3 separate regions of the Mus musculus genome follow, and all the other regions are linked to region 3. A link is a loop called in an ENCODE intact Hi-C map of the cell type or tissue named here. Cell type or tissue: gastrocnemius. All regions are shown on one strand.

The links. Hi-C counts contacts between places; a loop is a spot of excess contacts. Peaks named below come from ENCODE experiments on the same cell type or tissue, not always from the same donor. Only the 100,000 strongest peaks of a DNase experiment are listed, where the experiment ranks them.
Region 1: a loop joins it to region 3, with 2.1 times the contacts of the local background. A loop is called at or near these places in 4 of 42 quality-filtered maps.
Region 2: it touches region 3 in a loop (2.0-fold over the local background); 4 of 42 quality-filtered maps call a loop at or near these places.

The regions. Positions count from the first base shown.
Region 1 is chr11:106,287,690-106,291,689 of GRCm38, forward strand. It overlaps Tcam1 (testicular cell adhesion molecule 1), which reads left to right. Exons shown (of 8, transcript NM_001379686.1): 8 at 1-448. Among named protein-coding and RNA genes, the nearest start is that of Gh, 12 kb to the right of the region's middle. In gastrocnemius, a CTCF peak has its summit at 1,860; a DNase peak (open chromatin) is centred at 1,903.
Region 2 is chr11:106,274,314-106,278,313 of GRCm38, forward strand. Tcam1 (testicular cell adhesion molecule 1) reads left to right here and starts at 2,409. Exons shown (of 8, transcript NM_001379686.1): 1 at 2,409-2,480. In gastrocnemius, a CTCF peak has its summit at 2,347; a DNase peak (open chromatin) is centred at 2,309; H3K4me3 peaks cover 796 bases; H3K27ac peaks cover 1,750 bases.
Region 3 is chr11:106,485,106-106,489,105 of GRCm38, forward strand. It overlaps Ern1 (endoplasmic reticulum (ER) to nucleus signalling 1), which reads right to left and starts at 2,691. Exons shown (of 22, transcript NM_023913.2): 1 at 2,512-2,691. The coding sequence starts at 2,571. In gastrocnemius, a CTCF peak has its summit at 2,168; DNase peaks (open chromatin) are centred at 2,263, 2,775 and 3,749; H3K4me3 peaks cover 2,337 bases; H3K27ac peaks cover 2,227 bases.

The sequences.
Region 1 (4,000 bases), 200 kb before region 3:
CTGGGACTACAAGTGTGTACCATCACACCCGAACTAACTTTGGGAGGGCAGCTTTAATGTAGAAGATAGACTATCTCCATGAAATCGGTCTTAGGGTGCCACACTCCGAATCCCTTTCTGTTAGAGGCGGAGTCCCAGGTTTACTCTCCCCCTCCACAAGAATTGCCTGTTTTCATCGTTGTCGGTGCCACAGAGTCCCACCTAGAATGGAAGTACTCAACCCCACGGCAGTGTGCTTAACACACAGATGGGACTCTGTTCTGTCACCGGAATTCTCTGTGACTGGCTCACCCTATGCAGTAACAGCTCAGCTTCTTTCACTGTCCTTTGGAAGGACTGTCCGTCTAGATGATGGCTTGAAGTACATCAAGCCAGGTCTTTGCTCCAGAGCTGTCATGAAATGTCTACTGAGATATTAGCTGTGGCAAAATAAAATAGGCTTTGTGAATATGAGTTTCTTTTCCCGTTATCGTAAGTGAAGCTTGTGTTATGTTAAGCATAAATGGTTGCGTTTCAGAACTTTGAGGATAGCTTTTAGTTGGTAATGTGAGCAGCTAGCCTACAGCAAGCGATGTCTCAGTTCCAGTCAGTGGCCTGTTTTTCCTGCTCTCAAAACCAAAGCTCACACTCATGCCCAGTTTCCACCTTGCAGATACTAGCTAGAAATGACGCAGCATCAGATACCAAAGGGTGTCTCCCTTTCTTCCTGGACTATCCTGAATCTGAGGTTAAGGATTTGGTGTAAAAATCATCCTTTGGGGGCTGGAGAGATGGTGCAGAGGTAAAGAGCACTGACTGAGCTCAGTTCTCAACAACCACGTGGTGGCTCACAGCCATCTTAATGGGATCCGATGCCCTCTTCTGGTGTGTCTGAATATAGCTGCGGTGTACTCATATAAATAAAAATAAATATTGGGAGGCAGAGGCAGGTGGATTTCTGAATCGAGGCCAGCCTGGTCTACAGAGTGAGTTCCAGGACAGCCAGGGCTACACAGAGAAACCCTGTCTCACCCCCCCCCAAATTTTAAAAATAAAAATAAAATCTTTTTAAAAAAATTATCCTTTGGTTTCACCATACAAGGTAACAGAGGCCCCGTGGCAAACAAAGTGTTTGTCTTTGCTTCTACAAACTTAGAATCTGTGAGGAATGTGCTCACTTTTTGTTGCTGTGACAAATATCAGGTATGTCAACCCACAAGAAAGAATGATTTCCACTATAGTTTCCAAGTCTTCAATTTGTTTGGGCTTGTGTAGAGGCAGTATATTCTGCTGGAAGCACAGAGGGGGCCTTCCACTTCATGGAAGAAGGAAGCAAAGAGAGAAATACAAAGGGGCTGGAATTCTAAATTCCCTCTGGACATTTCACTAGGTGCCATCTTGTTTCATGGCCTCCCAATTGTGCCATGGTCGGAGAACCCTTAAGACATGGGCCTTAGGGGGAACCCAGGTCTAAACTGAAGGCACATTCATTTCTATGACCAGAAAAGTGTGGTTTGTTTAGAGAAAGTCTTAACTCAGGACCTAGAATGTATTTCAAATTTGTAAATCAGTATTCCCAGAAAGGCCTTCGCAATGCCAATTTCCGCACCGAGTTTGGTCGTTCCTCTCCAAGTCATCTTCTCGAGGTTAGCATGTGGGAAAGTACATTAGGAAGCAGATTTAAGACGGATACACAGATCACCTTAATCCAGGGACCTCAGCAGTCTTACTGTCTTGGATTAGCTGCACCAGGCTTGGTCAGCAGCAGTCACATTTGCAGATGCCACCTAGGGCACATAAACCCAAACGCTGACGGTGACATTGGCTTTGTAGGCCCAGCAAGGGGAGCTAGTGGTTTAGACTGCTGTGACTTCTCACTGCCACATGGTGCCACTGTTACCAGATGGCCCTGCGAGGCCCCTGTTGGGCGAGCTGCCAGGTATCTGAGATGATCCTGCTGACTCCGGCCCGGCTTTCCATGTGACATCTTTCAGAGGTTAGTGTACTGGCTGGTTTTGTGTGCCGACTTGACACAATCTAGAGTCATTACAGAGGAAGAAGCCTCAGTTGAGGAAACGCCTCCATGAGGTCCAGCTCTAGAGCATTTGCTCAAATAGTGATCAACAGGGGAGGGCCCAGCCCATTGTGTGTGGTGCCATCCCTGGGCCAGTGGTCCTGGGTTCTATAAGAAAACTGACTGAGCAAACCATGAGGAGCAAGCCAGTAAGCAGCACCCCACCATGGACTCTGCATCAACTTCAGGTTCCTGCCCTTGAGTCCTAACTTCCTCCATGATGGACTGTGATCTGGAAATATAAGCCGAATAAACCCCAACTTGCTTTTAGGTCTTGGTGTTTCATCTCAGCAATAAAAACCCTAAATAAGACAGTACTGGTGTCTCTCTTCCATAGTTACACCTTTTGTTTTATTTCTGAGACAGGGTCTGTCAGTGTAAACCTGGGTGGCTTGAAACTTGCTATGAAGAGTATACTGGCCTTTAATACATAAAATATCTACCTGCCTCTGTCTTCTCAGTACTGACATTAAAGTTGTGTGCCACCATACCTGGTACATAAGCCTAGACTTTGAAAAACCCCAAAGACAATTCTTAATAATATTGGCACTATTCCTTCCAAGACAAAGGACAGGAAAAAAATTCTGCTAGAACTCCATTCCTTGGTAAACTCTCAAGTTTGGGACCAGGGCATCCCCAGAAAGGGTATAAATGTCCCGTATCTCAATTAACTGTCAAAACTTGACACAGCTTAATGTCACCTGAGAAGAGAGTCACAATTGAAGGGCTTTTCCCAATTAGGTTATCCTGTGGCCTGTCTTGGGGGCGGGCTTATTTATGTACTAATGTAGGAAGGCCCATCCCACCATGGGCGGTGCTATTCCCTGGGCAGGTGATCCGAGGCTGCATAAGAAAACTGTCTAAGCACCAGTCTGAGCAAACCAGCAAGGAGCTATCCTCCTCTTCACAGTTTCTGCCCTGCCCTCCCCCAGTCAAGGACTGAAACCTGTACGCTGAACAATTCCCTTTCCTCCCTAAGTTGCTTTTCATCTGGTTTTATCAGGGCAACAAAATGAAACTACAACACCAGCAACTGAAAACTCAACACTGACCTTTACCCAGGCCTAGACTAGGTCCCTCCATGTCCTGAGCCATCTCTCAGCCAAATGGGGTGGGGGCGCATGGGGAGGAAGCTTCTACCAGGTCATCAGCGAGATCTGTAGCACTTGTATTACCTCTTCAGGACACACTAAAGAAGACATGGGAAGACTAAGACCAGGCTAAATGGCTTCCTGCTTTGGGAAAAGAGAACTCACCTGCTAGTGCAATTCAAAAGGCCATTAATTACTCTCCTTAACCTGGCACTTACCATGTTCTAAAAATCTCTCTCAGTCGGGCGTGGTGGCACACGCCTTTAATCCCAGCACTTGGGAGGCAGAGGCAGGCAGATTTCTGAGTTCGAGGCCAGCCTGGTCTACAGAGTGAGTTCCAGGACAGCCAGGGCTATACAGAGAAATCCTGTCTCAAAAAAACCAAAAAACAAAACAAAAAAAACCAAAAAACCAAACTCTTCTCTCTCTCTCTCTCTCTCTCTCTCTCTCTCTCTCTCTCTCTCTCTCTCTCTCTCTCTCCCTCTTTCTCTGTGTGTGTGTGTGTGTGTGTTGGAAAAAAGTCTCCCTGTGTAGCCCAGGCTAGCCTCAAACTTACTACCCTACACCCTGGAATGATGGCCTCGAAAGGATTCCAGCCATTTTGACTTCAGAATCACCTGTAACATTGCTGGTCCTACTGGTCAGAAAGCCAGAGACTTCTACTCCCAAGACAGACAAGGGTCAGATATTCTGACCTCAGCAGCAGGCAGCTCTGGACACTGGGCCCCTGGTTAAGAGATGTGCTATGCTCTGAATTCTAAATTCCCCCTACACATGATATGTTTGAATGCTTGGTCCTCAGCTGGCGACACTGTTTTAGGGAGCCCATGGAATCTTTGGGTTAGAGGGCTTGCTA
Region 2 (4,000 bases), 210 kb before region 3:
GTAGACCAGGCTGGCCAAAGATGACATAGGCTTTGGTCTTTTGACTAAACTGCTTTTGTTAACTTGTCCAATAAAGAGTTGTCCTGTAGGTGGGTTGATCTCACTTGTGTGCCACAAAGCTTTTGAGCTTTCAGAGATGGTAGCAGGTCCCAAAAATGTCAGGGAAGCAGGGTCTCGAGACCAAAGCCAGCATGAATTACTTATATGAAAAGTAAGGTCTGGATCAGTTACCTAAGACTGTCTGGGCAGAGTGAAGGCTCAGTTACCTAAGAACTAGACCTCCTGGGCAGAGAGAATGGGGGAGGGGGGTCTGTCTCCAGAAAGGCACCTTCAAGTGACTTTGGTTCAGAGCACCTGTTTAGTGGAAGCCATTTGAAAATTAAAGCCCTGAAAGTGCACAAACACACACACACACACACACACACACACACACAACTCTTCTGTGATCACAGTCTTTACATACATAATCTAACAGGCAATCTAAAGTATAGAATCTGCAGACAGTGGAGGGACCAGAGCTGATGTAAAAGAACATGGAATTAGGTCCTAGGAGCTCAGCTTCCCATCCTGGAACATCCCAAGAAACTTCATTTAATTGGCTTCTGGGGCTGCAGTGACAAAGGCTTGGCAAAGAGGAGCTTATGAAGTCTGGAAAGGCTCTTTTGGAAGGAAAAAATGACTTGTAACGTTTACAGCTTTGCTTGGGTTCTGCCATCAGTGTTTGCCAGATGTTTTCTTCTACTCCTAAGCTAGCGTGTCATATCGGCTTCTTTGCTCTGGACTGGGGAATATAACGGCGTTGGCAGTGTGCTCGCCTAGCATGCGTGGAGCCCTGCCTCCCATCCCTAGCACCACATAAAGCTGGGTGTGGTCATGCATGCCTGTAATCTCAGCACTTGGGAGGTGAAGGCCAGAGAAGTGGAAGGTCAGTTTCATTATTGGCTACAGTGTACATAATAAGATCCTGTCTCCAGAAGGTGGGGGAGGGGCTCCTTTGTTCAAAGAGCAGGAAAGCTAAGCCTGCATGAACTGGCCTGTGAATCTTCTGTGGGGTCAGCCAAGTTTGACTTGCTGCTCTGTAGAGCCAAGGCTTGCTGTTATGGTCCTAGTGTTTTCTTTATATCATGTAACAGCATCAGTGTCTGACAACAGAGAATCAGATAATGCACATGAAACAGTGTTACATGGTCAGTAAAAAGGATGCTGCAGGGATGGAGACATAGCTCATACATTAAAGCTGTTTTCCGGTGATATTGGCTATTTTTCTATTGCTGTGACAAAATGTGATGACCAAAGCAATTTAGAAAAGGAAACACTTAAACTGCATGTGGGGGGTGCAGACTTTTGGTCCCAGCACTCAAGAGACAGAGGCAAGTGGATCTCTGTGAGCTCAAGGCCAGCCTGGTCTACAAAGCCGTGTTGCACAAAGACACCCCGTCTTTAAAAACAAACAAACAAACAAAACCCATTTAATTGGCCTTATGGTTTCGAAGGGTTAGAGTCCATGCTAGGGGTAAAAGGCAAGGTGGTGACAACAGCTTAGAGCTTTCTCTTTCTCGACACCACCGTCATCTTCCACCCCCACCCCCATTCTGAATCACGTACTTCTGTTTTCCCAAATCTTTCCTAGCTCCTCAGCATGTCTTCCACCCCATCCAACTGGCTTCCTGCATGGGCCACCCTAGCCAATCCTCTGGCATTTCTTTTCCCCGAGAAAGCAAATCAGAACACTTCCATCCACGAACCCGAGTGTCCTCACTTATCTTCATCAGGGGACTTCAGAATGTAGCTCTCTGGGCTTCTCAGAACTCTCAGGGACTCTGAGCTGAGTCTGAGATAGGAGAGGCGCTTCCACCTTCCCTTCCATCCCGACTTTGGGAACAGCCCTGCTTTGCTGTATCACGCGATCGCAGGATTGCCTGTAAAGGACCCCACCGCTCTACATAGTCTAAACGCCGGTAACTTTTGGGAAAGCCTGTCTAAAGAGCTTAGTGCGGCATGGTTGACTTTACTGTCTGTCCCCACCTAGCTTATTGTCTACCAACAGCCCAAGTATCAAGGCATGACCTTGCACTGGTATTTCTCTTGCCACCAGCTCCCATAAGCAAGGGTTATGGGTCTGCATCACCAAGCCTCGCTCAGTAGCGATTGTCTAGAGACAAATCCGCACTCCTTTCGAAGCAGGAGATGGCTTCCCTACTCTTCTTCCGAAGCACCCAGCTTTTTAAGCTATTTGTTCACGCTTCTCCTCTCAGCCAATCCTGTTAAGAGGCAGAGTAAGCGTCACGAGTTTCTGGGCAGATCAGGGGACTTCGGCGCAGCACAGGCGCACAGCGCCCCTTACAGGAGCACGGACTCAACGGTTGCCGCACGTGGTGGTTTCGAGCGCGTTGGCGATGTCGCTGTTCAGTCTGAGGTCCCCAAGCATCGAGGAAGGTTCGGCAGTGAGGCAAGAGGGGCAAGACGACCGCTTTGACTCAGTGAGGATTTGGGTCCTATTTGGTTTGCTTGGATTTATGTCGGTTTGTACTTGTGAAATCCAGGAGAGGATCAGCTAGCAGGTGGGGGAGTTAGCCAACACGCCTGGAAGTATTTGGTTCCCATCTATTTCCAAGTGTTTTAAATACTGCCGTTAAATGCCTTCAGACTCAACTGTATGCACGCCACTTTCCCAGCGAAGGCTGGCCTTTTGATCCCCCATCCAAGTGTTCCTTCCCACAAGTATTAGTTTATATTTCCTTTGGTTCCACCATTGGTAATTGCTATAACCGTTCCAGTCTGTAGGAACCCATCAGTGGCTAAAACAAGGGACCCTTCCTTCATGGTGTTTATAGTGCAAGGAAGACAGACACAGCCTTTTTTCTTTTTCTTTTTTTCTTTCTTTTTTTTTTTTTTTTTGGTTTTGGTTTTGGTTTTTCGAGACAGGGTTTCTCTGTGTAGCCTTGGCTATCTTGGAACTCACTTTGTAGACCAGGCTGACCTCAAACTCAGAAATCCGCCTGCCTCTGCCTCCCAAGTGCTGGGGTTAAAGGCATGTGCCACCATGCCTGGCCGGACACAGCCTTTTAGTTCAGGGAAGAGAGGCACAGCGGAAACTTGGAAAAATGTTCCTGGCATACCACCACCACCACCACCACAAGCCATTGGCAAGAGAGATCTTTATTCAGTGGCCAAAGATGCTTCTCAATTCAGAGCTGGCTGACAGTAGTGGTCATGTTTTCTGAGACAAAGTCAGGACTTTCCAGGACTCAGGGTTAGGCAGTGCTGTCCCTTTTTGCTAATTTCATGGACTGATGATTGTAGTCACCACTGCTGTAGGTGACTTTAAAGGGGGGTGGGCTCTAGGTCAAGTTAACCCCGTATTATCCTTTTGAACCAAAGTGTTTTCAAATGGTCCCATATATCTGCATGCAACACTGTCTGAAGACAGAGGCAGGCCTCTTTATTCTCTCCAATCACTCATCCAAGGCTGGATTGAAGAGTGCTTTCAGTCTTCAGGATGTTTAGAAAAAAAAAAAAAAAAGTAACCCAGGCAACCATTCTTAACTGTGGTCAGTTGCAATCTATAACTGGAAGACCAACACTGCATTGCTACACTGTGTGACCTTCACAGTGAGTAGCTTTTTAAGTTAACAGAGAACAACTGAAATTAGGGGGAGTTATTTAGGTTCTCTCCGTGGTAACACTTACAGGGCATGGCCACCGTAAATGTGTTAGAGGTGATGTGTAGGATAGGAAAGGAAAACGGACCGACATTGTGGGTGCTGAGGGCTGAAGAGAGAGTAGTCAGGGTAAAGGGACCTCCTAAGAGATGAGCAGAGAGCAAGGGGAGGAGGGGATGGCTCCCAGGCAGAGAGGAGGCAAAGGCTGGAGTGTGGCTCCCGCTTAGGAGAAACCTCAGGAACACTTGAATGCGAATGGGCCTCGAGAACCCAACGTCCAAAGCACAGGATGTGGCTGAAGCCATACCTCACACATCTGGGATAGGTCCTGTCCCACA
Region 3 (4,000 bases):
TTCATTCAGATGATAGCTATCAAGGAAAAGGATAAACAAGGGCATTTCTGGTTGAGATTTCTCTCTCTGAGGCACAGTGTGTTTCTTACATCTACAGTCCTTGGTTCTCAGGGACTTTTCCTTAACCCACATCAAACCAAATACCGACTAAATAAACTTGATATATCTTCGCTGAGCTTTTTTTTTTTTTAAACAAACGCATTTGGTCTCACATGCTGCCAATCTTGAAGTGGTGCCCATGTAAAATTAACCCACATTAGGTATAAGATAAGGGTCTGGGAAGAAAGGGAAAACTCTAGAATGTAACTAACTTATTAAGCACATTCTGGATTGACAAAAGCAGCCTCCAGTGCTTACTAATAAGGATGTTACTGCATTTTGGGTCTTGTAGCCTCGAATGTCAACTAATACTGAGTCAGTGTCAGGCTCAATTAAAAAACACACTCCCTGAAAATCAGAGCATTGCCTCCAGTGCACAAGCTACTCCATCGGTCAAAACAAAATAACCATAAAAGCACAACACTTACAATGAAGGAGTAAAAGGCACTTTGGCAGGGAGAGGAAGAGAATACACACACACCAGCTCGTATGTGCAAGTACCTTCCCTCCCACGCACTAGCTGCCCCCATTTCACAGATCAGGAAACTGAGTCCCTAAAAAAAAAAAATAACTTGCCTGAGGATACAGCTAGCAAGTTCTCAGTTAGACTGGGCTATCTGATGTAACAGCTGCTGTGCTTTGCCCAGCGTCATTGCTGTCTACTCTAAGTATGAATTCTGCTCTGACTTCCACTTCAGGTCTTAAAAATCCTATCTTACTATGTTTGGAGTTAAAGAAATCTTTTATTAGAAGAAAATTCTGAAAAGTAAAAGCCAACCTTTCGACTAAAAAAGTTACAGTAAAACAACCTTTGCTAAGGGCCTGGAATCTTTTATGTGAACTCTGACAAGTCTGCGTTTCTAAGCAGGACTTGAAAATACATGAACTAAAACTAAAGCTAAATCGTTGCTGGCTCCTTCTCCTATGCTGCTGAGTGACAAAAACACTAGAATCCAGCAAAAGCAGAAGAAATGCAAAGCTGTTCAGAAGGAAACCGGGTCCACCTCGGCTGGGAAACTATGAAACGTTCGAGCTCCATGGGAAACATCCAGTCATTCTGTTTATACTCGTTATCTGTGAGCAGATACCAGGCAGCAATCAATCAACCCAAGGTGAAGCGCCCAAGTTCAAAACCTGGTCCTAGTTGTGAAAAGTACATCTTTTCTTTTTAATTAGGAGAAGAAGAAGAAAACAAAACAAAAACAAAAAAACAAAAAACACCTAGGGTCTACCATGAAGAAAACGCATATAAATTTCCGTTTGGAAAAAAACAAACCAACTTGAATTTGAAAAAGTAGACCTTCTTTAATACTTCAGTAGTCTCTAAATTCTAATTTGTTATTCTGAGAGCACAGACAATTATTTACCTACAAGGCATAAGAGTTCAAAGAGTTGGCCGCGGCTGGCCCGCGGGTCTCCACACATGTCAGTCTTCCACCAGGACACCTGGTACATGATATGCCATATTAAAGGGAACACGGTACCTTCAAAGAGGTCATTAAATAGAACCAGCACAAGTGTACCATGCCCACATCCTGAAAAGTGCATTTTAAAAAAATTTTAAAGCCCCCAGTTCTTCCAACCAGAAGATGAAAATAGCCATGTCCGCCTACAAAATGTCCTCTTTAGCCAAAGTGTTCAAATCCTGAGTGGATAAAGAGTTAAATAAATATAAACCGATATTCTTCTCAAAAAAAAAAAAAAAAAAAGCGAAGACGTTTCTGACGGCCCCGCACGTGAGACAGCTTTAAGTTTTGCAGTACAACTCTGGCCCACACACCGGGTCTTTAAAAGGATCCAATGCCCACAGCTTAACTTGTTTAATGACACCTTCACTGTCTAGCAAAATTACTAGTAGGAAGCCCCCTGCCTCCGAATACAAAGAAACCTTCGGGTCAGGTAGGCAGAAACCAGCGGCGGCTGGCTAAAAACGCCGTGCCCATTCCCGGCTTCAAACGCTTTCCAAAGTCTCATTTAAAAACAAAACAAAACAAAAAACTTTCGAGTAAAGACTCAAAACTCCAGTCCACCACCCGCTTCCCCCGGCTTCGGGTGTCCATCCGCGGCCACGGCGGCAGTGCGGGCGCCCACCTGTGGAGACCGCGGGGCAGGTGGGCAGCGCGCCCAGGGCCCGGCCTTTGGGAGACAGCTCCGAGTCGCGCGCGTCCCGGGCCGTGGAGCCGCTCGCGGTCTGCCTCGGCCGCGCTGGCCCCGGAGGCGCCTCCGGAGGCGGACGCCAGTGTGTGGCCGGCCGACGCAGCTCCCACCGCCAAGCCTCCCGCAGCTGCCTCAGCCCAGGCGCCGGGCCTCCCGCCGCTGCGGCCCGGCTCGGACGCCAGCCCCCGCCACCGCGCGACTCTCCTCTGGCCGCGAGCCGGCCCGTCCCCGCACCGCACTCCCCTGGTTACTCACCCCGGGGCCGGGCGGCGGTAGCAGCAGCGCCAGCAGGAGCAACAGCCACCGGGCCGGCATGGCAGGACGTGGCCCTGACTCCGGGCCCCGCCGGCCGGTTCTGGAGCCCGCGCGAACAGAGGGCTGGACGGGGGCGCCGCAACGACAGCGCGGCACCGGCGGAGGATCGGTGGACACGGAGCTGACTGGGCGGCGGCGACACCCCCATTCCCAGCCCTATAAGTGCCTTGTGTCCCGGCTTCTTCCGGTCGGGGCGGGCTTTAGGGCGGTCCCGGGGGCGGGGGCTGTGAGAGGCGGAGTCACTGCCTGGATGGGGAGGAGCCTATGTTGTTTTGTGGGCGTGGTAAGAGTGGGAGGGTGGGGTTAGAGGCCAACGCGGTGCTAGCTTCTAGCTGCCTCCTATCCTGGGCGCTAGAAGCCGAAGACCAACTCTTGGCTTTGGGTATTTGTGGACGCTGTGCTTCTGAATGAAGAAGCTTGTTCGCAAGCCAAGGGAAAATGACATGTTGCCCCACAGGAAGTCCCACTCGCCCGATGAAGAACCCGAGGCGCCAGGCTTGCCCACAACCCTCCGTCTCCCTGCTGCCGGCCACCACTTACAAGGGTTGTCTAAGCGACCTCTAGAGCAGAGCAAGGGTTTCAGCAGCTGGCGGAAATTCGACCCTGAGACGCAGCCTTAGAGTTCACTGACGAGGGTCCTCCAGCTGTGCCTCATCCAGCCCGAAGGCCCCTTTCTTCCCTAGCCTTGCCCCTCAGGAATTCCCCGAAAGTCATGTCCAGCAGCCATCCGTTCCTCTCGGGATGAACAACAGCCAACTCATTCACCAAAAATTATAAGGAAATCATGCGGGCCTCTCGTGTCACATGTGTTTATGTGACCTTTGTAGATGTGGCCTGGTGAAGCTTGAGAGGACATGTGTCACAACTCTTTGGAGGTGGGCTGAGGACTCCAAGGTCTATTTAAGGGTGTGGATTATTAATCAGAACTAATGAGCCCAATAAGTTGTTTGGTCACTGGGTCCCAAGCTGCCCTCCTCTGAGTTGGAAGAGGGAGAACTTGTTTATAATAGGAAAGACAAAACATTCAGTGCTCAAGGAAAAAGTAGCTTATTATTCTAGTAGAAAAAGGGAGTTGCTGGGAGTGTAGTTCTGTTGGTACAGCACTTGCATAGTCTGCGAGAGAGGTACTGGGCTACATCTCCAGCCCTCCCAATATTGGATGTGTTGCCTCACACCTGAAATCCCAGCACCCTGGGGGTGGAGACAGGATCCGAAGTTCTAAGTAATCCTTGGCTACCTAGTGAGTTTGAAGCCAACCCAGATTATGTGGGGCCACGGGAGAACCGGAGCAAATTCTCTGTTTCCCCTGGCTTGCTCCTTTGACAGCCCGTTGGAATTTTCAGGTTTTTGAAGAGAAAAGGTTATCCTAGGGGGGGAAAAAACCGCAAAGAGGTAGTATATGATAGGTAGGGATTAGGGGTGTGTTGGG